Regions from separate parts of the Homo sapiens genome. Here region 1 is linked to region 2. A link is an interaction called in ENCODE POLR2A ChIA-PET data of the cell type or tissue named here. Cell type or tissue: B cell. All regions are shown on one strand. Each heading gives the region's core, and the rest is flanking DNA. Links, peaks and the distances in the headings are about the cores only. Region 1 overlaps ARHGAP45 (Rho GTPase activating protein 45). Region 2 overlaps ARID3A (AT-rich interaction domain 3A).

Evidence for each region. Peaks named below come from ENCODE experiments on the same cell type or tissue, not always from the same donor. Only the 100,000 strongest peaks of a DNase experiment are listed, where the experiment ranks them.
Region 1: POLR2A ChIA-PET joins it to region 2 with 7 read pairs; 2 of 35 experiments call an interaction of 5 or more read pairs at or near these places.

What each region holds. Positions count from the first base shown.
Region 1 is chr19:1,077,933-1,088,422 of GRCh38, forward strand. It overlaps ARHGAP45 (Rho GTPase activating protein 45), which reads left to right. Exons shown (of 23, transcript NM_012292.5): 11 at 1-113; 12 at 1,771-1,908; 13 at 1,996-2,186; 14 at 2,323-2,447; 15 at 2,532-2,615; 16 at 2,750-2,854; 17 at 2,960-3,132; 18 at 3,618-3,806; 19 at 3,892-4,029; 20 at 4,908-5,134; 21 at 5,211-5,421; 22 at 6,306-6,414; 23 at 7,728-8,696. The coding sequence ends at 8,074. It overlaps POLR2E (RNA polymerase II, I and III subunit E), which reads right to left. Exons shown (of 8, transcript NM_002695.5): 8 at 8,642-10,490. Among named protein-coding and RNA genes, the nearest start is that of POLR2E, 12 kb to the right of the region's middle. RefSeq lists enhancers at 3,459-4,334, 4,799-4,968, 7,958-8,457, a silencer at 4,135-4,624 and a cis regulatory region at 4,884. In B cell, for the core only: no CTCF peak of the experiment used is centred there; a DNase peak (open chromatin) is centred at 4,379; H3K27ac peaks cover 1,970 bases.
Region 2 is chr19:941,189-956,687 of GRCh38, forward strand. All of the region lies in intron 3 of ARID3A (AT-rich interaction domain 3A), which reads left to right. Among named protein-coding and RNA genes, the nearest start is that of ARID3A, 23 kb to the left of the region's middle. RefSeq lists enhancers at 6,111-6,610, 6,155-6,214, 6,295-6,694, 10,379-10,458, 11,177-11,878 and 3 more and silencers at 7,879-8,258, 12,562-12,770, 13,976-14,235. In B cell, for the core only: a CTCF peak has its summit at 5,988 (motif pointing left); DNase peaks (open chromatin) are centred at 6,153, 6,693, 8,203 and 8,620; H3K4me3 peaks cover 1,039 bases; H3K27ac peaks cover 3,052 bases.

The DNA.
Region 1 (10,490 bases), core at 2,295-7,294, 130 kb after region 2:
TCCTCGTGGCCAAGGCGGAGGAGGAGCAGGCTGGCAGCGCGCCGGGAGCAGGCAGCACGGCCACCAAGACCCTGGACAAGCGGCGGCGGCTGGAGGAGGAGGCCAAGAACAAGGTGAGGGCGGGTGGAGGCAGGGCTGGAGGTCCCTGGAGGAGGAGATCCAATGCTTGGTGTGACATTTACTACCTCCAGACCTTTGTTTTTGTTTTTTTGTTTTTTTGTTTGTTTTTGAGACGGAGTCTTGCTCTGTCGCCCAGGCTGGAGTGCAGTGGCACAGTCTCGGCTCACTGCAAGCTCCGCCTCCCGGGTTCACGCCATTCTCCTGCCTCAGCCTCCCGAGTAGCTGGGACTACAGGCGCCCGCCACCACGCCTGGCTAATTTTTTGTATTTTTAGTAGAGACGGGGTTTCACTGTGTTAGCCAGGATGGTCTCGATCTCCTGACCTCGTGATCCGTCCACCTCGGCCTCCCAAAGTGCTGGGATTATAGGCATGAGCCACTGCGCCCGGCCAATTTGTTTTTTGGAGACAGAGTCTCATTCTGTTGCCCAGGCTGGAGTGCAGTGGTGAGATCTCACTGCAACCTCCGCCTCCCAGGTTCACACAGTTCTCTGCCTCAGCCACCCTGCCACCAAGCCCAGCTAATTTTTTTGTATTTTTAGTAGACACAGAGTTTCACCATCTTGGCCAGGTTGGTCTCAAACTCCTGACCTCATGATCCACCCACTTCGGCCTCCCAAAGTGCTGGGATTACAGGCATGAGCCACCGCGCCCGGCCCCGATTTTTAAATTATTATTATTTTTGAGACAGTGTCTTGTTCTGTCACCCAGGCTGGAGTGCAGTGACGTGATCATGGCTCACTGCAGCCTCTACCTCCTGGGCTCAAGCAATCTTCTCGCCTCAGCCTCTAGAGTAGCTGGGACCACAGGCGTGTGCCGCCACACCCAGCTAATTTAAAAAAATTCTTGGCCGGGCGCAGTGGCTCACGCCTGTAATCCCAGCACTTTGGGAGGCCGAGGCAGGTGGATCACAAGGTCAGGAGATCAAGACCATCCTGGCTAACAGGGTGAAACCCCGTCTCTACTAAAAATACAAAAAATTAGCTGGGCGTAGTGGTGGGCGCCTGTAGTCCCAGCTACTCGGGAGGCTGAGGCAGGAAAATGGCATGAACCCGGGAGGTGGAGCTTGCAGTGAGCCGAGATCGCGCCACTGCACTCCAGCCTGGGCGACAGAACGAGACTCTGTCTCAAAAAAAAAAAAAAATTCTTTATAAAGATGGGGGTCTCAGGCTGAGTGTGGTGGCTCACACCTGTAATCCCAGCCCTTTGGGAGGCTGAGACGGGCAGATCATATGAGGCCAGGAGTTCGAAACCAGCCTGGGCAACATGGTGAAACCCCTGTATCTCTACTAAAATTACAAAAAATTAACCGGGTATGGTGGGTGGGGGGCACCTGTAATCCGTTACTTGGGAGGCTGAGGCAGAATTGCTTGAACCCGGTAGGTGGAGGTTGCAGTGAGCTGAGATCGTACCACTGCACTCCAGCCTGGCCTACAGAGCAAGACTCCATCTCAAAAAAAAAAAAAAAAAGATGGGGAGGGTCTCACCATGTTGCTCAGGCTGGTCTCGAACTCCTGGCCTCAAGCAAGTCTCCCACTGTGGCCTCCCGAGGCGCTGGGATGACAGGCGTCAGCCCCGCCTCCCTGAGGTTTCTGTCTGAGTCCTGCACCCCGGGCTGAGGCCTCTCTCTGTGCGCCCCGCCCCCACCGCAGGCGGAGGAAGCTATGGCCACCTACCGCACCTGCGTGGCCGACGCGAAGACGCAGAAGCAGGAGCTGGAGGATACCAAGGTGACGGCGCTGCGGCAGATCCAGGAGGTCATCCGGCAGAGCGACCAAACCATCAAGTCGGTGCGTGGGGTGCTCCGGCCGCCCGGGCGGGGATGGTGGACCGGGCGGCCTCCTCCTGACCCCTCCGCTCTCCGGTGCCGCCCGCAGGCCACGATCTCCTACTACCAGATGATGCATATGCAGACGGCGCCGCTGCCCGTGCACTTCCAGATGCTGTGTGAGAGCAGCAAGCTGTATGACCCAGGCCAGCAGTACGCCTCCCACGTGCGCCAGCTGCAGCGGGACCAGGAGCCCGATGTGCACTACGACTTTGAGCCCCACGTCTCCGCCAACGCCTGGTACCGCCACCCAGCTGCCCTGTCCCCGGCGCACAAGGCCCTGCCTGGGAGCCGGGCTTCCCTCTGTCGGGGGCATGAAGATGAAGCTGTCTTGCCCCCCATCACCTCCCCTCCTTTTCCCGGTTTCTTCCACTAGGTCCCCCGTCATGCGTGCCCGGAAGAGCAGCTTCAACGTGAGTGATGTGGCGCGGCCGGAGGCTGCCGGGAGCCCCCCAGAAGAAGGCGGGTGCACTGAGGGCACACCTGCCAAGGACCACAGGGGTGAGTGTCCGGCGGGGCCCAGGGGCGGACGCTGGCTCCCTGCGACCCACCCTGGCCCTTCACCAGAGACGCCTCTTTCTCCAGCCGGGCGAGGACACCAGGTTCACAAGTCATGGCCGCTCTCGATCTCAGACTCGGACAGTGGGCTGGACCCCGGCCCTGGCGCAGGTGAGGGAGGCTCTCTGGCGGGCTGGGGTGTGGAGCTGCCTCCTCTCCTGAGCCTCAGGGTTTCATCACCCACCGGGGTGATGGAGGGGGCCCCCCTGGCTGGGGGAGTCTGAACAGTCCTGATTCCCGCCCAGGGGACTTTAAGAAGTTCGAGCGGACGTCATCCAGTGGTACCATGTCGTCCACGGAGGAGCTGGTGGACCCAGACGGTGGAGCCGGGGCTTCAGCCTTTGAGCAGGGTGAGGGTCCCCTGACGGGGCTGGAGAGAGAGGGGGGTTTGGACACAGTCCATGGGCCTGGCCCTGAGCTGCCTTGGTGACACCGGCTGCCTGTGCTGCCCGCAGCTGACCTCAACGGCATGACCCCCGAGCTGCCGGTGGCCGTGCCCAGTGGACCGTTCCGCCACGAGGGGCTGTCCAAGGCGGCCCGTACTCACCGGCTCCGGAAGCTCCGCACGCCCGCCAAGTGCCGCGAGTGCAACAGCTACGTCTACTTCCAGGGTGCTGAGTGTGAAGAGGTGAGTGGGACGCCCCGACGGACAGCTGGGAGCCTTCGGGAGCCTTTGGGGTGCCCAGCACCGCCGGCCTGTGTGCCCTCAGGAATGTCCGGCCCAGAGCAGGGAGCAGTCGGACGCCTTTGGAAGGAAGCGAACGGAGGGGGTGGGGTGGGCTCTTTTAGTTCTGGGGAGCAGGGTTGGCTCTCTGAGGCAGCGAGGCAGGGGGCAGACCTGGAGGGTGAAGAGTCCTGGGGCTGTGGCCAGAAGACCTGGAGGGCAAAGGCCCTGGAGCTGTGTCCAGAAAACCAAGGGGCGGGAAGGAGAGGAGGCCACAGGGCAGGCGGGATCACCCCTGGGGTGGAAGCCACGAGCCACTGTCCAGCTTGTGTTTGCAGAAGCTGCCGTGTGGGGGCTGTGAGCGCCCCGGGGAGGTGGGGTGGAGCCGCTGGGGGCTGCGCTGAGCTGGGCGCCCCGGGGCTGGGCTCACTCACTCTGGCCGCCCCCAGTGCTGCCTGGCCTGCCACAAGAAATGTCTGGAGACGCTGGCCATACAGTGCGGGCACAAGAAGCTGCAAGGCCGCCTGCAGCTGTTCGGCCAGGACTTCAGCCACGCGGCCCGCAGCGCCCCCGACGGCGTGCCCTTCATCGTCAAGAAGTGCGTCTGCGAGATCGAGCGGCGGGCGCTGCGCACCAAGGTGAGGCGGGGGAGGAAGCGGCTCACAGCGAGGAGGCGGGAGTGGGCCGAGGCTGATGGGCCTCCCCACCCCCGGGCTCCCGCAGGGCATCTACCGGGTCAATGGGGTAAAGACACGCGTGGAGAAGCTGTGCCAGGCCTTCGAGAACGGCAAGGAGCTGGTCGAGCTGTCGCAGGCCTCGCCCCACGACATCAGCAACGTCCTCAAGCTCTACCTGCGTCAGGTGAGACCCACCGGTGGTGGCCAGGCAGAGCCTGGAAGGGGCGTAGCCAGGCAGGAGGAGGCGGGGTGGGGGTCCGGGAGCTGGAGCAGGACTGAGCTGGAGCAGGACTGGCGCAAGCGGGGGCCTGGGGAGGACAGGGTGGGCGGGACAGTGCCTGGCAGGGCAGGGCTGAGGCTGGGGGCGTGGTCACGGTAGGAGCGAGGCGGGGCCAGTTCTGCGCCGAGGCACGGACAGGGACAGGAGGGGCGGGGTGGGGCTTGGTCAGCACGTGGCAGGGGTGTGGCCACGGCAGAGGCACACCTGACGCTGTGCGGGGGCGGGGCCGGGGCCGGGGCTCGGTGGGGCGTGGCCAGAGCAAGATGGGCGTGTTCAGCGCTTGGCAGGGACCCGTATGAGGCTAGGGGCGGGGCTGAGGCTAGACAAGTGCGGGGCTGGCGGTGGGGCCTGGGCTTGGTGGGGCGAGGCTGGGGCCAGGGGCGTGGTCATCCCCGGGGAAGGGCGGGACTGGGGCTAGGGGCGTGGTCATGTCTGGGGAAGGGCGGAGCTGGGCTGGGATGGGAGTGGGACCAGCACTTCGCAGGTGGTTGGGAAGGGGTCAGACTATGCTGAGTGGAGCCGGAGCTCGTTAGGGTACCTGCAGGGCGGGGCGCGCGTGGCCAGAGCGAGAAAGGGAGTGGAGCTGCGGGCGTGGCCCGGGTAGGAGGGGCAGGGCTCACGCTGGGCTGGGAAAGGGGACTGACGCCGCTCTGGGTGGAACCCGAGCTCGGTGGGGTGTGGCCAGTGCTCTGTGGGGGTGGGGCTGAGGCTGGGGGCGTGGCAGGCACACGTGGGGGCTGGGCCAGGCCCACCAACACCTGCTGACCCTTGACTCTGCGCAGCTTCCCGAGCCGCTCATCTCCTTCCGCCTCTACCACGAGCTCGTAGGGCTGGCCAAGGACAGCCTGAAGGCAGAGGCCGAGGCCAAGGCGGCGTCCCGGGGCCGGCAGGACGGCTCGGAGAGCGAGGCAGTGGCGGTGGCCCTGGCAGGTCGGCTGCGGGAGCTCCTGCGGGACCTGCCGCCTGAGAACCGGGCCTCGCTGCAGTACCTGCTGCGTCACCTACGCAGGTGAGTCCCGGCATATGGAGTGGAGGGCGCGGGGTCCCGGGAGCCGCTCAGCACCTGGCCCCTGCCCACCCCGCAGGATCGTGGAGGTGGAGCAGGACAACAAGATGACCCCCGGGAACCTGGGCATCGTGTTCGGGCCCACGCTGCTTCGGCCACGGCCCACCGAGGCCACCGTGTCCCTCTCCTCCCTGGTGGATTATCCCCATCAGGCCCGCGTCATCGAGACTCTCATCGTCCACTACGGCCTGGTCTTCGAGGAGGAGCCGGAGGAGACCCCCGGGGGCCAGGTGAGGGTGTGGGCCTGACCGGGGCTGGCCACTCGGGGCTTGGGGAGCAGGGGGCGCTGCTGGGGACAGTCGTTGTCGGATGAAGCCCAAGGAACCACAGGGAGATAATTTGGTTTGGACAGGGCTGTTCGGGAGGCCACTGTCTTTTTGTGTCTTTTATGCAAAAAACTCAGCGAGGTCTGCATTGAATCTGGCAGAGGTGCAAAGGCTCTGCGGCCGCCCCTCCACTCTCCCTTGGGGCTGGCCTTGGGCCTCACCCTTCACCCCCAGCTTCCTTCCCCGTTTCCCATCCCGGTGCTGCCTGCAGCCACAAGCTCCACGCTGGCCCGGTGTCCACAGCCTGCCCGAGCTGCCACTGCACTCCGCCGCGAGGTCAATTCCCCGCTTCAGATTTTCTTTTCTGGGAGTTGTAGTTTCGCTCCTGCTGCCCAGGCTGAAGTGCAATGGGGCGATCTCAGCCCACCACAACCTCCGCTTCCCAGGTTCAAGCGATTCTCCTGCCTCAGTCTCCCGCGTAGCTGGGACTACAGGCGCCGGCCACCACACCCGGCTAATTTTTGTATTTTTAACAGAGATGGGGTTTCACTTTGTTGGCCAGGCTGGTCTCGAACTGCTGACCTCAAGTGATCCGCACCCCCCTTGGCCTCCTGAAGTGCTGGGATTACAGGTGTGAGCCACTGCACGCGGCGTCTCGTATTCTTTCAATCCATCTTCCCTGGGTGTTTAGGGGCTGCGGTTTCTCGGGTTTGCTCTTGGCTGAGGACAGACCGCCTGGGCAACAGCGGGTGTCAGTAGCTGTTACGGGCTGTGTGGGTGGGTTTGTTAATTTATAACATGGAAAATGGAGCCCCGGCCCCTCTATGACTTCCGTTCTGCACTTGCAGGACGAGTCATCCAACCAGCGAGCTGAGGTAGTCGTCCAGGTGCCGTACCTGGAGGCGGGCGAGGCGGTGGTCTACCCGCTGCAGGAGGCGGCGGCGGACGGGTGCAGAGGTGAGTGTGTGGCTGCCCGAACGGCCCCAAGGGAGGCTGGCGTGTGCCACCCATGGGCGCAGGTGCCATGACCTAGTTGTACACACGTGGCAGGGTCCACGGTGCTGCACATTCTGTGGATTTCGTCTGCCACGGAGACCACACCTATGAGCTACTCATTCAGTGTCCTTTAACCGGCTGCAAAAACAGGCAAGGCAGTGCCTTTTGAGGTGCCTACCCCGCACTCAGAAACCAGTAACGTGAACGTGGGGCTGATGCCTTGTGAGGCTCCAGGTGCACCAGGTCAGGCTAAGTGCCTTTCCTGCAGGAGCCCGTTTTTCTAGAGAAGGGCGTGGGGCTGGGAGTTTGACCCACGTGGGGCCAGCACCACCTGTCAGAGGCAGCTGGCCGAGTGCCGCATCTAGTTATGGGACACCTGTGTTGTCTGTCTTCACACTGCTGATAAATAAATACCTGAGGCTGGGCACGGTGGCTCACGCCTGTAATCCTCGCACTTTGGGAGGACAAGGCAGATCACTTGAGGTTAGGAGTTCAAGACCAGCCTGACCAACATGGTGAAATCCCATCTCTACTAAAAATACAAAAATTAGACAGGTGTGGTGGAGGGCACCTGTAATCCCAGCTACTCAGGAGGCTGAAGCAGGAGAATCACTTGAACCGGGGAGGCAGAGGTTGCACTGAGCCAAGATCATGGCACTGCACTCCAGCCCGGGCAAGAGAGAGAGACTCTGTCTCAAAAAGAAATACCTGAGACTGGGCAATTTACAAAAGAAAGAGGTTTAATGGAGTTACAGTTCCATGTAGCTGGGGAGGCCTCACAATCATGGCAGAAAGCAAAGAGGAGCAAGTCACATCTTGCATGGATGGTGGCAGGCAAAGGGAGAGCTTGTGTCCGGAAACTCCAGTTTTTAGACCATCAGATCTTGTGAAACCCACGTACTATCATGAGAACAGCCCAGGAAAGACGCACCTCCAGGATTCAACCATCCTCCACCAGCTCCCTCCCACAACACGTGGGAATTATGGGAGCTACAAGATGAGGTTTGGGTGGGGACACAGAGCCAGACCCTATCAACACCTCTCTCCTTCCGTTTCTCCCCTTGTCTCTCTCTCCTCCTCCCCGCCATGTCTCTCCATCTGTCTGTCCCTCCCCTTGTCTCTCCTCCATCTCTCCTGTCTCTCCCCATCTCTCCTGTCTCTCCATCTCTCTCCCCCCTCTCCTGTCTCTCCCCATCTCTCCTGTCTGTCCCTCCCCTTGTCTCTCCTCCATCTCTCCTGTCTGTCTCCCCCCGCCATCTGTCTCCCTTTCTTAGAATCCCGAGTTGTGTCCAACGATTCGGACTCGGACCTAGAGGAGGCCTCCGAGCTGCTGTCCTCATCGGAGGCCAGTGCCCTGGGCCACCTCAGCTTCCTGGAGCAGCAGCAGAGCGAGGCCAGCCTAGAGGTGGCTTCTGGCAGCCACAGCGGCAGTGAGGAGCAGCTGGAGGCCACAGCCCGGGAGGACGGGGACGGGGACGAGGACGGCCCGGCCCAGCAGCTCTCAGGATTCAACACCAACCAGTCCAACAACGTGCTGCAGGCCCCACTGCCCCCCATGAGGCTCCGTGGCGGGCGGATGACACTGGGCTCCTGCAGGGAAAGGCAGCCGGAATTCGTGTGAGCTGGGGTGGGGCTGGGACCACAGGTGGCTTCTCTCTTGCCTGCTCCTGTCCCTCCAGCACGTCCCCTGCACCACGGCATAGCTTAGGTGCGCCGTCCTGGGGTCGCTGCCGAGAGCGCCTGGACTTCGACGTCCCACCAGCGGGCGCCTCCTCCCAGAGGCTTCCAGGAGCACGAGGGCCTTGCGGCACAGGACTGTGCCCTGTGCTGTCCCCTGCACCCCGGCTCAGCTGAGCTGGGGAACACTGCTGTCGTGTGAAGTCACAGTGGCCTTGTTGGTGCCCACAGGGCTGTGTGGATGGAGGAAGCTGTCCCTGCCCAGTGCATCCCCCAGGTCATCACGGGGACGCAGGAGGCAGGCCCTGCCCTGCCCTCTCCTCACAGGTCTGTTGCAGGGACTCCAGAAACCATTCTGGGAGCCGTGGATGGGGGCGGAGCTGGGGTTTGGTGCAGTTTCCAGGGTGCAGTACAGCAGGGCCTGAATACTGGCCCTGGACTCCCTTTTCCAGAACACCAGGTGTGGCCACCTGGGGCTCAGGTACACAGTGGGGTCTCTCGGAAGCCACCGTGTGGTTCTTTCACAGGCACGTTTATTTTGCTGAAATAAAAAGTTTTTAATCGGGTGTTTTCTGTGGCAGCTGCAAGCTTAGAAGATTTTCTGTGGCAGCTGCAAGCTTAGAAGAAGGGGCCAGGGAGGGGACAGAGAGAGCCCCGTGGCGTGGCCCTGGGCCTCCCCCTAGGGGAGGGATGTGTGAGGAAGGGAACCCCCCGCCACGGGGCCCCGCGAGGTGGGAGCCCGGGTGGTCTTCACCACAGGCTGTGCAGACGGTCAGGCATCGAATGACCTCGTCACGTCCACCTGCAGCCCAGGGCAGTCCAGGAAAACGTTCTCGATGACGGACGTATCCCCCGGCTCTAAGGTTTCGCACGTCAGCCCCACATGGCCACCAAGCACTGGAAACGTGGCCCATGCGCCTGTGGAACTGCATTTTTTTTTTTTTTTGAGACAGGGTGTGACCCTGTGGCCCAGGCTGGAGTACAGGAGCACAATCGTAGCTCACTGCAGCCTCGGCCTCCTGGGCTCAAATGATCCTCCCGCCTCAGCCTCCCAAAGTGTTGGGATTACAGGTGTGAGCCACTGTGCCCAGGTAATCTTAAAGTTTTTTGTAGAGGTGGGGGGTTTCTCTGTGTTGCCCGGGCTGGTCTTTTAACTCCTGAGCTCAAGCGATCCTCCACTTCCTGGGTTCAAGTGATTCTCCTGCCTTAGCTCCCAAGTAGCTGGGATTACAGGCATGCACCACCACGCCCAGGTAATTTTTGTATTTTTTGCAGTGATGGGATTTTGCCATGTTGGTCAGGCTGGTCTCGAACTCCCGACCTCAGGTGATCCGCCCACCTCGGCCTCCCAAAGTGCTGGGATTACAGGCGTGAGCCACCGCGCCCGGCCACCTCCAGAATTTTCTCATCTTCCCAAACTAAAACTGTGCACATGACACACTCTGTCCCCTCCCTCCTCCCCAGCCCTGGGAACCCCCATCCCCACCCAACTCCCCAGTCCCGGGAACCCCCATCCTACTTCCAGTCTCTGACGACTCTAGTGACCTCCTAGGAGTGACATCAGTGTTTGTCCCTTTGGGTCTGGCTTGCTTTGGCCAAGACAATTTTGAAAAAAGTACATTTGGAGAGAAGGGGAAGCACTGTCCCCATCACACACACAGTCCGCGGCCTGGGGATCTGGGGACCCTGCTGCACAGAACAGTGGGCGCGTTACAGACCACCGACCGCCCGAGGGTGAATTACATCTTAATAAAGCTACTGTGAGAGAACCACGTGGCTAGGTTAAACTTGGGCAGGCGAGGCCTTCTGAAATCAGACAGTAAGCAAACGGGGAAGTAGAGCCAGATCCCAAACGTCTGTAAGAGGAACTGGCCGCAAACCACAGCTGCACAAGCCAGAGAACAACTCCACACCCTCACGGGAAGGGAAGAGACAGACACGCTCACGCCTTACCCAGGAGCACGAAGTGGGAGGGCAGGGCGAGGGCCTGGGGAGACACTGACCCCTGAAGCCAGCGCGAGGAGGGCACACCTGCCAGGCTGACCTCGTGTGCTTGGGGTGAGGCAAGGCCACCTGCTGGAAACCTTGTTAGTCGGCCTGGTTTCTGTATCAAGCAAATTTATTTGCTCAAAACATCTTTACCATTTGAAAACACCCAACCTCCTACAACAACCGAGAACTCCAGAGCTGGCATCTCGCACCCTGGTGGCTTGAGCGCGTGCATGGCTGTGAATGGAGTAAAGAGCCGAGGCCGGGCGGGGGCCGCCACGCATCAGGGCCCCCGAGGGAGGGAAGACGAGGGGTGGAAGGCCGAGGGCCCAGGAGGAAGCAGTGGCTGGTGGGAGACCCGGACCCCAAAC
Region 2 (15,499 bases), core at 4,807-9,806:
GTCCCCGCGTGGTGCCTGGGCGGGGGAATGGGCGTGGTGAGCCGCCGTGGCGTGCGTGCGAGTGTGCACGCTGGGGCTGTGGCCGGGCGGCTCGTGGGTCCTGTCTCGTGGGACCCTGCCTGGGAGGGAATCTTGCTCCAGACACAGCATCTTCGGACCCTCCAAGGCCTCTGCCCACCGGGCACCTGCTGGATTCTGTGGGTCTCGTGTGTGGGGCTGTGTGCACCCAGCCAGCGGCACCTCACGCGCCCGCCTGCGTGTCCCCAGCCAGCACCACGGTGTTCGTTTAGGTCTCTGTGTGCCGAGTGACGTGGCAAACTTCCCACGTCCCTGTTTTGCGTGGACCTGTTGGTGAGTGTGTCCAGACGTGTGTCTGCCCTGACGTCCTTTGTGAATGTCTATGTTGGGGTGATGATCTCCTGTGTGTGCATTTTTTTAACTATAAAGATGGGGTCTTGCCATCATGTTGCCCAGCCTGGTCTCAAACTCCTGGGCTCAAGTGATCCTCCCGCCTCGGTCTCTGAAAGTGCTGGGATTACAGGCGTGAGCTGCTGTGCCGGACTGGTCTCTTGTGTTTTGTGTGGATGTGGCTGTGTGTGTGTGTGTGTGTGTGTGTGTGTCAGGGGTGGCTGCAAGCGTATGTGTGTGTGCACGTCGAGGCTGGAGAGTGTGTGTCCAAAAGCGTGCCTGCTTGGGCTCGCCACGTGTGCGCACGTGTGCCCGTGACAGACGACCTTCCTGTGTGCCTGAGCATTTGGGAGCCTCGTGCTGGACCCTGAAGCATGAGGTCGCGGTGGGGCCTATTAACCATTAGACCCCCGGGGCTGCTAGAGAGTGGCGCTGTCTGTCTTGGTCAGCAGCGCGCGTCGGCCGCGGGGCACAGATCAGCGCCTCCCCTGCCCGCCATGGGCTCTGGAGCCAGCCTAGCCGATGATGGAGCCCCAGTGGCCACCGAGCTATGGACAGGGCCGCTGGGGGTGCACCCCCACCCTCTCCGACCCCGAGGAGCTGCCGGCAGAGCCCTGTCCACTCTTGCCTCAGTTTCCCTGCTGGACACAAAGGGCTGAAGTCCAGGTCCCTTCGATGGCCCAAATTACCTGACTGTCGATCCTGACTGGGGCGGTGGCGACATGGCCCCCGCAGCTGCCCGGCGGTGGCACCCAGGGGCGTCACCCACGAGGGACGCTTGACTCAAGGTCCTCTCCACTGGCCGCCGGGAGCCGGGCCGGGAGCCGCTGCGGTGCCGACCTGGTGGGTGGCACACGGGGGGCGGGTGCGGACCGCCTCTTCTCCGCTCTGCCGGCTGCACATGGCCAGAGGACAATTGGGGGTCACAGGGTTAAACGCTGACTAATCTGGCCATTGAAGGCCCAAGCGCCGGGATATGCAGCCTTGCCCCTTGGTCAGGGCTGGGCTGGGGGTCCGTGGGCACAGGTGGGTGGGCAGGGAGTAGGTGGAGGCCGCCCCTCCCACTGCCCCGCAGGCCCTGGTTCTGGCCAGGCTCAGGAAGTGAGCTCCCTGGGGACCCAGGCCCCATGTCCAGAAGCCACGCTGGACATAGTGCCCAGATTCCATGCCCAGCAGCCTCCTCTGCCACCCTCAGAGACGGAGAACGTGAGAGCAAGTAAGAACCCGCCTTCCGGGAGGAGCCCCGTCTGGATTGGATGGCATCGCCCAAAACTCACGTCCACCCAGAACCTCAAGATGGGACTGCATTTGGAAATAGGGTCTCTGAAGATGTTAGTTTCAGTGAGGTCCTGCAGCGTACGGTGGCCCCAAATCCCATGCCGGTCGGTTGTCCTCTAAGGGGGAGGTCACACCTGTGATCCCCGCGCTTTGGAAGGCCAAGACGGGAGTTTCGCTTGAGCCCAGGAGCTTGAGACCAGCCTCAGCAACAGAGTGAGACCCCTGTCTCTACACAAATTAGCTGGGTGTGGTGGTGCGTGCCTGTGGTCCCAGCTACTCTGGAGGCTAAGGCAGGAGGATTGCTTGAGCCCAGGAAGTCGAGGCTGTAGTGAGCTATAGTGGCACGACTGCACTCCAGACTGGGCGACAGGGCAGGACCCTGTGTCAAAAAAAGAAAAAAAAAAAAAAAAGGACGGGCGCGCAGTGTCTCATGCCTGTAATCCCAGCACTTTGGGAGGCCGAGGAGGGCGGATCACCTGTGGTCAGAAGTTTGAGACCAGCCTGACCAACATGGTGAAACCCCGTCTCTACTAAAAATACAAAATTAGCCGGGCGTGGTGGCGGGTGCCTGTAATCCCAGCTACTTGGGAAGCTGAGGCAGGAGAATTGTTTGAACCCAGGAGGCGGAGGCTGCAGTGAGCTGAGATCGCACCACTACACTCCAGCCTGGGTGACAGAGCGAGACTCTGTCTCAAAAAAAAAAAGAAAAGAAAAAAGAGAAATTTGGACACGGACACGTAGGGAGATAGCTGTGTGGAGACAGAGGCAGAGGCTGGAGCGATGTGGCCACAAGCCAAGGACACCTGGAGCCCCCAGAAGCTGGGAGAGGAGGGAAGGACCCTCCCCTGGAGCCCCAGTGACACGCTGATGTCAGACTTGTGGAGAGAAGAAACCTCTGCTGACGTGGCACCGTGCCCTGGGCAAGGTTAGGGCAGAAACACCAGGCTGTGCCTCCCTGGGCACACATGTGTCTGAGCCCGACCCTTTCATGGGCACTTACGGAGCACCTGCTGTATGCCAGCCCGACCCTCTCATGGGCACTTACGGGGCACCTGCTGTATGCCAGCCCGACCCTCTCATGGGCACTTACGGGGCACCTGCTGTATGCCAGCCCGACCCTCTCATGGGCACTTATGGGGCACCTGTTGTATGCCAGCCTGACCCTCTCATGGGCACTTACGGGGCATCTGTATGCCAGCCCGACCCTCTCATGGGCACCTACAGGGTACCTGCTGTATGCCAGCCTGACCCTCTCATGGGCACTTACGGGGCACCTGCTGTATGCCAGCCTGCCTGCGTACTGGGGACACAGCCGTGCATGAAGCAGAAGCTCCTGCCGCCGGCACTGGAGTCCTGACGTCGGCAGCGCGGTGGAGGGCGGGCCTGTCTCGCCGTTATCTCCCAGGCGTGTCTGCTCCCCGTGTGTCTGGCTGCAGGGGCGCGTCCAGGGGGTGTGTGTGTGTGTGTGTGTGTGTCTGCGTGGGAGTGTCTGGCTGTGTGGCTGCACGGAGGCCTGTCTGGGTAGGAGTGTCGGTGGGGGCGGTCCCACACGGCCATGGTTTGTGTCTGCCACGGCCTCAGCCCCGTTGCTTCGGTCGATGCCCCCAAACCTTGACCCATCTCAGGGGCACCACGCTCACTGCTACAAATGTGGGTCTTCCGGGCAAGTGAGCGTCCCCCACCCAGGACCCCCGACCCCGGCCCTGGGAGGGCCCGACTGCCAGCCTGGCTGAACCTCCTTCATTGTCTGGTTTTCGGGGGTGGATTTTGAGACAGGGTCTCGTGCTGTCACCCAGGCTGGAGTGCCGCGGTGCAGTCATAGCTCACTGCAGCCTCGACCTCCCGGGCTCCGGTGATCTTCCCGTGTCAGCCTCCTGAGTAGCTGGGACCACAGACACTCGCCACCACACCCGGCTAACTTCATTTTATTTTTTGGAGACAGGGTCTTGCTGCGTTGCCCAGGCTGAACTCCTGAGCTCTTAGGGGAGCCGGGATGTCCCTGGGTCCTGCGGTCGCTCTCTGTCTCCATCTCTTCTTTCTCCTCTCCCCTCTCCCTGTCTCTGCCACCCGCCCCGTCCCTTCCACCACGTCGCCCTGTAATTCTTCCCTGACGGCCATTTTTCCGGGAGTGGCTGGGCGTCTCTGCCCTAGCTGGCGCCCTGCCCAGCCACTGCCCCCACCCCTCAGTTGGCCACATGCCCATCTCGTGGGGGCCCTTGGACCTGGTTCTTGGGGAAGAACTAGACAGATCACCTCTGTGGTTATTCATTGCTTTAATGCCACCTGGGGGGAGAGAGCCTGGGCACACCAACATGCAGAGATCCCAGCTCTGCCCGACCTGGGCCTGGTGCCTGTGACCTCCTCCTCTCGGCCTCAGTTTCCCCGCCCGTAAGACGGGGATGGTATCAGAAGGAGTGCAGCTCTTGTGACTTTGTTTTCATCCTTGGCCTTTACGGTTCACCAGGTTTCTCCTGTAACTCCTGTAGAGAGGGGACGGCGTGTGGCATGGCCCCTGCTGCCTGACCCAGCCCACCTCCGTCTGCTCCCTAGCGGGGAGGTGTCCAGGGCGGCCCCAGCCCACCTCCGTCTGCTCCCTGCAGCGGGTGGGATGGTGGGGTGTCCCTGGAGCGGGCAGAGCCTTGAGTGACTCCTCCGAGGCTGCTGCCCATGGTAGGGGCAGTTCCTGTCCTGCCCTCAGCCTGGGGTCTGGCAGAAGCTCCGGCCAGGTGTACCCCAAGGGACCCCGGACCCTGAGCCCACCAGGGAGGGCCCTTCCTCTTGACTCTAGGGTGGGAGGTGGAAGCAGCCCCTTCCTTCCTGCAGCCGTCTTTGGGCCCGGACTCCAGGCAGGCCCGTGTCCCATTGTGGGGACGGCGTCGACATGGCCGGGGCAGGCGTGTTCTGGCCCCTTGCACTGCCCGGCTCCTGCTGCTGGTGCTGGGCTGCGTTTCTGTTCAGAGAACCTGGGCTGGGAGTGATGGGACCGCAGTCTCCCACCAGGTGCCTCTTTCCAAATGGACACTCCTGCTGGGCATGACACTTCTGAGGCTTTCTGGGACCGTCCAGGTCCCGTCTGCAGGGAACCCCAGGACGGAGTTAATTGCTGAGTGCCCAGCTCTGGGCAAAGTGCTTGGACCCTGCGGTTACTCCGAGCCCATTTCTCAGCAGGGAAAAATGAGGCTCGCGGAGGCAGGGGCCCGGCGTCCAGGTGGGAGCATGAGGGCGTATTGTGGGTGGGCTGGCCGGTCTGGGGGGCGGGGACCCTGTACAGAACGCCCCGGCCGCGTGGAGTGGCAGGTTCGTCACTGCCTGGGGGAGGAGAACACTGGGTATTTCATTTTTATTTTTTTGTTTTTTTTACTTTTACTTTTTCCTTTTTATTTATTTATTTATGTATTTATTTATGAGACAGAGTCTTGCTTTGTCACCCAGGCTGGAGTGCAGTGGTGCGATCTTGGCTCACTGCAAGCTCCGCCTCCCGGGTTCAAGCGATTCTCCTGCCTTAGCCTCCCGAGTAGCTGGGATTACAAGCGTGCACCACCACGCCCGGCTAATTTTTTGAATCTTTTTTTTTTTTTTTTTTTTTGAGACGGAGTCTCACTGTCTCCCAGGCTAGAGTGCGGTGTCGCGGTCTTGGCTCACTGCAAGCTCCGCCTCCCGGGTTCACGCCATTTTCCTGCCTCAGCCTCCCGAGTAGCTGGGACTACAGGCGCCCGCCACCATGCCCGGCTAATTTTTGTATTTTTAGTAGAGATGGGGTTTCACCATGTTGGCCAGGCTGGTCTCAAGCTCCTGACCTCAAGTGATCCGCCTGCCTCGGCCTCCCAAAGTGCTGGGATTACAGGCGTGAGCCACCGTCCCCGGCTAATGTTTTCTTTCTTTAATCCCAAAGGCTTCAAAACTAAAATTCTGTTTGTTTGTTTGTGTGTGTGTGTGTGTGACAGGGTCTCCCTCTGTTGCCCAGGCTGGAGTGCAGTGATGTCATCTCGGCTCACTGCAGCCTCGAGCTCCTGGGCTCACGTGATCCTCCTGCCTCAGCCCCCTGAGTAGCTGGGATTACAGGTGCGCCACTATGCCTGGCTAATTTTTTTTTTTTTTTTTGTAAAAACAGGGTTTTGTCATATTGCCCAGGCGGGTCTCAAACTCCTGGGCTCGAGCAGTCTGCCCACCTCGGCCTCCCACAGTGCTGGGATCAAAGGTGGGAGCCACTGTGCCCAGCCCACACTGAGATTCTGCATTGAAATGTTTGCTGGGTGCCCCCCATTGCTGGGCACCGTGGGGTGGGGTGTGTCTGTGTGTGGCCTGGGGCACCCCCTGCCGTCAGCCCAGATCTGTGTCTGTGTCTGCATCTGTGAAACGGGTTTCCTGGCAGATAGAGGGGCTGCTTAAGGCCAGTGCCCTCGGCGGAGACTCTATTAGGGACTGCGGGCCCCAGATTTCCACGTCATATCTCGCCGCCATGGGGCTGCCTCCTGCCTCCTCTGCACCAACTTTCTGGAAGTGCCTGTCAGCTGATCCCACCCCGGCCACATCTCAGCACCAGGCCTGTCGCTGCCGTCCTGGACTCGTGGGCCTCAGTTTCCCCAACTGTGAAACGGGCTGGCGGCCGGTCAGCGTCTCCTCCCTGAGCAAGGGACTCCCCCATCCATGTCTCAGCCCCCACCCAGATGCCCCGGGACCGTTTCACAGATGAGAAGACCGAGGTGCCAGGGTGGCGATCGCACGAAGGGCCCGTCACGGGAGAATGAGGAGGGTCTGGCGTCAGCAAGCTCCCCCGGAATCTCGTGATCTGGAAATCCACAGAGAAGCACCTTCACCACGCCAGCTTCCCGGGCCGCGCTTCATTGTCATTTCTGGAGAGTGTTATTAATATCCGCCCCGTGGGTGCGGCGCTGTGTATTTCCAGAGAGGGGACTCGGGGCCCATCAGGGCCGGGGGAGTGGAGCCGGCAGATGTTCGGCCCTGCCCAGAATCACTTCCCCAATTTCCCCACGCCCGGCGGGGCTCTCAGCATCTGCATCCGCCGAGGCCTGGCTGTGCTGACGGGAATTGAAAGGACCTCGTGGCTTAGGCAGGCGGGGGAGCCCCCCGGCTGGTCAGGTGCACGAGGAGCAACCCATGGCCAGGCAGAGCCCAGAGAGGGCGGGGAAGGGCCTGAGGTCACACAGCAGACGCTAGCTAAGTAAGCGCCTGCTGGGTGTGGGTGACCCTGCCCTCCCCCGACCCATCAGTCCAGGTCGGTCGGGGCCGCCTGTCCCCTGGTGTTTCCCTTCACAGCCCACCCGCCCCAGCTGACCTCTTCCTCCTGCTCCCTGAACCGGGAAGTCCGGGCCCTTTTTGGACACTGCATCTCCCCAGCATACAAGATAGTCCAGGACACACAGGAGGTGCTCAATAATGGCTGCAGAGTGCCCTGTCCTGGCAGAAACGCTGTGGACTGACAGCCCCGTGTGGCTGGCCCTGTGGTCCACGCTCAGCTCTGCTGCCTCTGTCAGTCCTGGGAGTTTCCGGGACGGGAAAAACAGCGAGATTCAAAATCCCCCGGCCTCCCGGGGCCGCGGTCCTGCGGGGCCACAGCGCCAGCTTCCGCTTCTTGATGGCTTCGGCCCCACCCCCACCATGGGTAAACTGAGGCCCGGAGAATGGGCAGACTGGGGCGCGAGACTCCAGGTCCTCCAGGTCCTCCTGCCCCCCGTGCCCTCCTCCCGCCTGCAGCCCCAGGCTCTGCTCCGTCTTCATTCCTTCTTCATTCCTGCCTCATCTGTCCAGCTGTTCATTCCTGGCCTCTGGACTCTGTGGGGAGGGGACGAGGGATGAGGCCTGGAGTCTTTTTTTTTTTTTTTTTTTTTTTTTGAGACAAAGTTTCACTCTGTCGCCCAGGCTGGAGTGCAGTGGCACGATCTCAGCTCACTGCAACCTCCGCCTCCCGGATTCAAGTGATTCTCCTGCCTCAGCCTCCCGAGTAGCTGGGACTACAGGCGTGCGCCACCACGCCCGGCTAATTTTTGTATTTTAGTAGAGACAGGGTTTTGCCATGTTGGCCGGGCTGGTCTCAAACTCCTGACCTCAGGTGATCCGCCCGCCTCGGCCTCCCAAAGTACTGGGATTATGGGATTACAGGCATGAGCCACCGCGCGTGGCCATCCTGGAGTCTACAGCAGTGATGTGGCTGCGGGGGTGCACTCTGGCCGCCTCCTTCCCGCCTCTCCGGACTGTGGACAAGTGAAGGGCTTTGCAGGTTGCTGGTACTCTGCAAACCTGGTTACCAGAGAGGTGTGGACCCCTCCCTGCCTCAGTTCCCCAAATGCAGAGCAGGGCCCCAGGGGTGTGGGGAGGCAGTGCTGGGTCCCGCCCTGCCCACCCCTCCCAGCGGCGGCGTGGGTGCCTGTGTGGAGGGGGAGGTGCCAAGGCCCCCAGGGACCCTGCCCACCTGGGGAGCAGCAGCCGCAGGTGCTGAGTCATCTCAGCCTCTGCCCCGGGCCTCCGCCGTGCCAGATAGCAGGATCATCAGGCCTCCGGGAGGGGGTGGGGGGCTGGGGGTGCTGTCAGTGGATGGGAGCTGCCAGGAGTGGGGCTTCAGAGAGGGGCCGGAAAGGGGACACCAGCATTGGAGGAAGGAAAGCTTCTTACGGCCTCTTTCTTTTCCTTCTTCCTCCAACTCCTGGCCTCAAGCCATCCTCCTGCCTCGGCCTCCCAAAGTGCTGGGATTATAGGCAGGAGCCGCCGCCCCTGGCCTTTCCCCTCCCTCCAGTGGATGCCTGCTGGATTCCCGCCACTGTGCCCCACAGACCCTGATTCTGTCTTTTTTTTTTTTTTTTTTGAGATGGAGTCTCGCTCTGTCGCCCAGGCTGGAGTGCAGTGGTGCGATCTGAGCTCACGCAATCTCTGCCTCTCAGGTTCAAGTGATTCTCCCACCTCAGCCTCCTGAGTAGCTGGAATTACAGGGGTTCACCACCACGCCCGGCTAATTTTTGTATTTTTAGTAGAGACGGGGTTTCTCCATGTTGGCCAGGCTGGGACTCCTGACCTCAGGTGATCTGCCCACCTCGGCCTCCCAAAGTGCTGGGATGACAGGTGTGAGTCACCGCATCTGGGCTAGATTTTGCCTTGATGGGTGGGAGGTAGGCAGGAAAGATGCAAAGAGGCCGTCCCCAGAGTGAACGGATGGATGAGGCCGTCCCCAGAGTGAACGGATGGATGAGGCCGTCCCCAGAGTGAACGGATGGATGAGGCCGTCCCCAGAGTGAACGGATGGATGAGGCCGTCCCCAGAGTGAACGGATGGATGAGGCCGTCCCCAGAGTGAACGGATGGATGAGGCCGTCCCCAGAGGGAACGGATGGATGAGGCCGTCCCCAGAGGGAACGGATGGATGAGGCCGTCCCCAGAGGGAACGGATGGATGAGGCCGTCCCCAGAGGGAACGGATGGATGAGGCCGTCCCCAGAGGGAACGGATGGATGAGGCCGTCCCCAGAGGGAACGGATGGATGAGGCCGTCCCCAGAGGGAATGGATGGATGAGGCCGTCCCCAGAGTGAATGGATGAGCACCCAGCCTGAGCCCGGGAAGGTGCTGAGGGTTAGCACAGGCCGCCTGCTGCTGCAGGAGTGAGAGGGGCCCACTCAGGGAAAGAGGGGTTCAGGGGGAGCAGCCAGGTGTGTACAGATGGCTGTAGCCATGTGGAGGCGCGCGTGGGGACCGGCAGGCAGGCAGGGAGTTGGGCTTTCTTCTGGGAGCAGTAGGGAGCCACGGTTGACCGTGGAGCAGGGGAGAGACCTGGTTTGATCTTGGTCTTGACTTCCAAGCCCCTTGGTCCCTCCGACCTTGGAGGCTGCTGGAAGGAGAGGGCATCTCATTTACCATCCTGGCTGCTTCATGGGGATTTGGGAGATAAAAAGCAGCTCTTTCAGTTTAACTTTGGTTGTAGGAGTCACAGTGAATTAGTTCTTTATTTTGTTTTTTTTTTGAGGTGGAGTTTCACTCTTGTTTCCCAGGCTGGAGTGCAATGGCACGATCTCAGCTCACCACAACCTCTGCCTCCCGGGTTCAAACTATTCTCCTGCCTCAGCCTCTTGAGTAGCTGGGGTTACGGGCATGCACCACCACGCCTGGCCTATTTTGTATTTTTGATAGAGATGGGGTTTCTCCATGTTGGTCAGGCTGGTCTCAAACTCCTGACCTCAGGTGATCCGCCCGCCTCAGCCTCCCTAAGTGCTGGGATTACAGGCGTGAGCCACTATGCCCGGCCAGGATTCTTTCTTAAAGAAGAGACGGGGTCTCGCTGTGTTGCTGAGGCTGATCTCAAACTCCTGGGCTCAAGTGATCCTTCTGCCTTGGCCTCCCAACGTGCTGGGATTACAGGCGTGAGCCACCACACCCAGCCTTTTATAAGATCTTTTAAGGCCAGGCGCGGTGGCTCATGCCTGTAATCCCAGCACTTTGGGAGGCCGAGGCGGGCGGATCACAAGGTCAGGAGTTCAAGACCAGCCTGGCCAACATGGTGTGAAACCCCATCTCTACTAAAAATACAAAAATTAGCCAGGAGTGGTGGCAGGTGCCTGTGGTCCCACCTAATCGGGAGGCTGAGGTGGGAGGATCACTTGAGCCCAGGAGGCTGCAGTGAGCTATGACTGCATCACTGCACTCCAGCCTGGGCGACAGAGTAAGACCCTGTCTCAAAAAAAGGAAAAAAAACAACGTAGACTAAAGAACCAAACCTCAGAGTTCCCCGGCTGGTCTGGGTGGGCCTGGCTGTTGGATGAATTCTCTTTTTCCCTCTGACCCTTCAGCCCCGCTGGGTGCGTGGGCGCCTGGGAGGCTCAGGCTGCTGCCCGGAGGGGGCGGCTGCTGACTCAGATCTATTGCTGCTGCTTCTGAGCATCCGCAGACCTATATCTGGCCTTAGAGGAAAACATACTTCTTCAGTTTCCCAGAAGCCATATTGGACAGTGCAAAAACGTGCCTTTTAGAACATTTCTCAGGCTGGGCACAGTGGCTCATACCCAGAATCCCAGCACTTCGAGAGGCAGAGGCGGGAGGATGGCCTGAGGTCAGGAGTTCAAGACCAGCTTGGCCAACATGGTGAAACCCCGTCTCTGCAAAAAATTTAAAAAAAAAATTAGCCAGGTGTGGTGGCACGTGCCGGTAATCCCACCTACTTGGGAGGCTGGGGCAGGAGAATCGTTTGAACCCGGGAGGCGGAGGTTGCAGTGAGCTGAGGTCACACCACTGTACTCCAGCCTGAGCGACAGAGCGAGACTCGGTCTCAAAACAAAAACAAAGTGTCTCAGGCTGGGCGTGGTGGTTCATGCCCAGAATCCCAGCACTCTGGGAGGCCGAGGAGGGAGGATCACTTGAGCCCAGGAGTTTGTACCCAGCCTGGGCAACATAGCAAGACCCCATCTCTACAAAAAAAAGTTAAAACTGGGCATGGTGGTGTGTGCCTGGGGTCCCAACTACTCCAGAGGCTGAGGCAGGAGGATCACTTGAGCCTGAGAGGCTGAGGCTGCAGTGAGCTGTGATCGTGCCAGTGCACTCCAGCCTGGGCCACAGAGCGAGACCCTGTCTCAAAAAAAAAAAAAAAAAAAAAAAAAAGGAAAGAAAATTTCTCTTCTTCTGACATCTCTCTGCCAAGTCTCGGGCCAACCCTCCTGGAGGCTCAGTCAGGCCAACCCTCCTGGAGGCTCAGGGCTCGGCAGTCCCCAAACGCTAGACACTTGGATTCTTTCTTGGATTTCCCTGAATTCTGTGGCCAAAGAGAGCGTCTGAAGGGCTGCAGCTGACCAGGTGCCTCCCAGCTCCTGCACCCCTCCCACCCCTGCCGTGGCCTCATCCCCAGGTGGGGCCTCATGGACTTTGGAGCCTCCTGGGAGACTGGAGGGGGCCTGGGGGGCAAAGGTTCTCCCAGGGGGCCCTGCAGACAGGCGGTTTCTTTACAGCCTGGGCCTCTGGGCCCAAGGACACCGCCCTGGGCCCCCCGCAGCTGCTGGGACCTGGTGGGAGTGCCCAGGTGGGGCCTGCCTGGGGACTGAGTGGGGAAACCATAGCCCCCCTGTGACCTTGGGCACTGCCCACCTGTGACCTTGGGCACTGCTGGGGGAGGGGCCGCATGTGCTGGCCCCGGCCACCCTCTTCTGTCCTGGCCAACCCTTTCCTTGGATTTTCTGCAAACCTCTGGGGTCTTTTTCTGACCTTCCTCCCACCTCCCAGAGCCGGTGGGCTGGGGAGGGGAGTCCTGAGCCGGGGCTGAACTCCCTGGTTCTAGGGGTGGTCCGGGCAGCCGGGGAACCCCCTCCCCACTCCCAGGTGGCCCTGGGACTTATCTTGCACCCTGTCCGCCAGCAGACTCCACTGACCCCCTCGGAGCTGTCGTTTCTCTGGGAGGTGGGGTGGAGAAAATCATCAACGTTTCGCCACAAACAAGAATTTCCTGTTTGCCCTTCCAGGGCTGGGGGGTGGCGGTTATCTCACTTTTTCCTCCCCTCCCCCACCGGCGCCACCACCCGAGCCCCGCCACCCTCTCTCCTCACAGGTGCCCCCTCCAGAGGGGCCCGGTCCTCATCAGGTGGGGGCGGCACCTCCCACCCCCCCAGGCCTCCCACACCCCCCCCCGTGCAGAGCCGGGGGAGTGTCAGGGTCGGGGGCCACAGCGTCTTCCCTCCATCCCCAGAGCCACGGAGTGTGTCTTGCAGATCCGTGTAACGGGGCTCGGGCGTGCAACCTTCTGGGAAGAAAACCAAAGAGGAATGAAGGGGTCAGAGGCTGAGGGGGGCTGTGGAGGGGGCTCTGTCAGAAGGCGACGTTTGGGCGGGAAGGCAGGAGCCGAGCGGGGACCCGGGAGCTGCATTCCAGGCAGAAGGAACAGCGCCGCGGAGGCCCTGGGGTGGGGGCCTGTGCGTTTTACATAGAAAGACGCCAAGGCTGGGTCTGGGGGCTCCTGCCTGTAATCCCAGCGCTGTGGGAGGCTGAGGCAGGAGGATCACTTAAGGCCAGGAGTTTGAGACCAGCCTGAGCAATATAGCAAGACCTTGTCTCTATAGAAATACAAAAATTAGCCGAGCGTGGTGGTGCCTGCCTGTGGTCTCATTGGCTCAGGAGACCGAGGTGGGAGGTGGAGGCTGCAGTGAGCTAGGGTCTCACCACTGCACTCCAGCCTGAGTGACAGAGCGAGACCCTGTCCCTAAATAGGGCAGCTCAAGGCCGGGGCGGAGGGAGCAGGAGAGGGCAGGGAGGGGCCAGGAGGGTGCTGGGGGGCCCTGGGAGGCTGTGGCCGAGGGAGGGTCATGCTCAGATGTCTGTGAAAAACCCCCCACCCCACCCAACTGCTGAGTGGGGAAGGGTCTGGCAGGAGGGGCGGCCGGGGGACCTGGAGGTGGCTTGGCTCCACGCGCTCTGTGCCTCGGTTTCCCCTTCTCCGAAGCAGGTGGTGCTGGGAAGGGGAGACGATGGGCCCAGCCTTGGTAATTAGGGGTCCACACCTTCCATCCCCCACAGCAGGAAGTGGACAGAGGGGAGGGGACCCCCTCAGGGAAAGACCCCCAGGCCTGCCCTGTGGCCCCGCATTTTCTTGGCATCGCACTGAGAAAGCAAGTTCATTTAACATGCATTTATTAGGCAACTGCTGTGTGCCCGATTTTGGATGCTGGCAACAAGATAAGAATTCCGCATGTTCCAGGGCAGACAGACGAGAGACAAATGCGTGAATCCACACAGCTGGGGCCATGCGAGGGCTGGGGGTCCAAGGGGGGCCGTGAGCCAGAAACCCCGTGAGGCCGGTGGTCGGTAAAGGTGGGTGGGAGCAGAGCATCTGCGGAGGTGATATCGGTCCTGGGAGGACGGGGGGCTCCCCTCCAGGGAGGGAATGACCACAGGGGACCCAGACGAAGGGAAGGGGCTGAGAAGGCCTCGCAGACGGGAGGAACAGCCGGGGCGAAGGCGGCCGCTCGGGGCTGATGGGGGGCGGTGGGGGTCTCAGCGGAGGGGCACCTTCAGAACTTCACACCCGACCCCTCCCGTGATCAGAGCAGGCCCCAGGGAGGTCAGGCGGCGTGGAGGGGAGTGCGGGCCGCTTATCTCGGCCCTCAGCCCCTGGGGAGGGAGTTTCCGGAGATTTTGCCCAATCTCCAGCCTGGGTTTAGGGCTCCTGTGGGTGTGTGGTGGGCGGCTGATTTCAGAGCTTTCTGGTTGACGTTTCAGAGGGGCAGGGTTTCGGCCACAGAACCCAGGTGAGAACCAAGGCCTGGGTTTGCCATGGGGTGTGCTGTGGCCCAGCAGTTCAACCCGGGATCTGGCCCACAAGGGGGGCCTGGACACCGCCATGGGCAGCCTGGACACCGTCCCCTGCTTTCCCATCCCTGGGGCCTCGGCCAGCTGGCCAGGGCGGGGCGCCCCCCACAGGGGAGCGGAACCGGGGGCCAGAGACCCATAAAGCCCAGGCGGCCTTTACTGCTGGCTTTGTTGCTGGCTGCCCACAGCAACGGCCATTAGAGCCGCCTCCCCCGCCAGCAGCTGGGGCCCCCGCAGGTCCTCCCTTTACTGCCACGCATCAGTGCCCCGGCCCCACAGGGGTCTGACCGTGCCTCGCCACCGGCCCAGTTCGCCCACCATTTGGCCTGGGAGTTAATGGCTCCCCTCTCCAACCCCAACCTTGGCTGGCTGTACATGGGGCAGCTGATTGCTGCCTGGCGCCTCGGTTTCCCCATCCGGGATGTGAGGGTAGCTGGGGCGCCAGGTGCTTGGGGTAAAGCTGCTGTGTTTTCTCACACACTCTATTTGAGAGATGGGGAAACTGAGGCAGGAGGTGCGGTGAGGTTTCTTGTAGGGGCTGTGCCAGGGAAGGGGGGGTCCAGGCAGGGTAGACCCCGTAATACCGGGTCAGAATCTCAGAGGAGAGGACCTTCCGCTCGCCCTGGAAGGGCCCAAGGTGTGCTGGCCTCTACGTGCGGTTCTTAGCCGGGGGGCTGCGTAACGAAGGACCTCAAACCGCGGGCGTAAAACAAACGAAACCTGTTCTCCCTCCGTCCTGGAGCCCAGAGTCCAAAATCGAGGCGTCCGCAGGGCTGCGCTCCCTCCAGGGGCTGCAGGAGGAGCCTTCCGCCTCTCCCAGCTCCTGGGGGCTCCAGGAGTCCCTTGACATGTGGCCGGCCTCTGTCTCTGTGCGACCGTCTCCAGTGCCCACCGGCCTTCACTGTGACTTTTTCTCAATTTGATCACGTCTGCAAAGGCCCTTTTTCCAAATAACGTCTCGTTCTGAGGTTCTGGGCCGATGTGAATTTGGGTGGGGGATGGCGTTCACCCCAGGACAGCCCCAGCGGTGAAGTCCTCCCCATTCCAGTACCTGCTGCCTCAGGCGTTTCCCTGGCAAGCTCGTCCTGTCCCCCTCTCCGCCCTGTCCCCCTCTCCGCCCTGCCCGGCTCACTTTTGCAGCTGAGAAAATCAAGGTTCAAGTAACGAGCATTTATTAGGCAACTGCTGTGTGCTCGGCTGATTCCAGACTCTGGGAACAAAACAGACTAAACCCCAGATACACTCCTAGATCCGTGACTCGGTGATGGACGGGGTCTCGGAGGAAGAACGTGGAGGGGAGGGGGCGGCAGCCGGGCCGGGGTCAGAGGACGAGGCCGGGCGTGTGGCCATGTGTGCGTGCCTGTGCTCATGGGACCCACCGGCCCGGCCAGCCGGGTCTACCTGAGGGCCCCACACCCCTCAGGCAGCTGAAGGGGAAAGGGCCTCCCCGGCCACCATAAATCAGCGCAGGAATGCAGGCTGGCCAGTCTGGCGCTGGCCGGGTTGGGGCGGAGACAAAGACCAGGCAG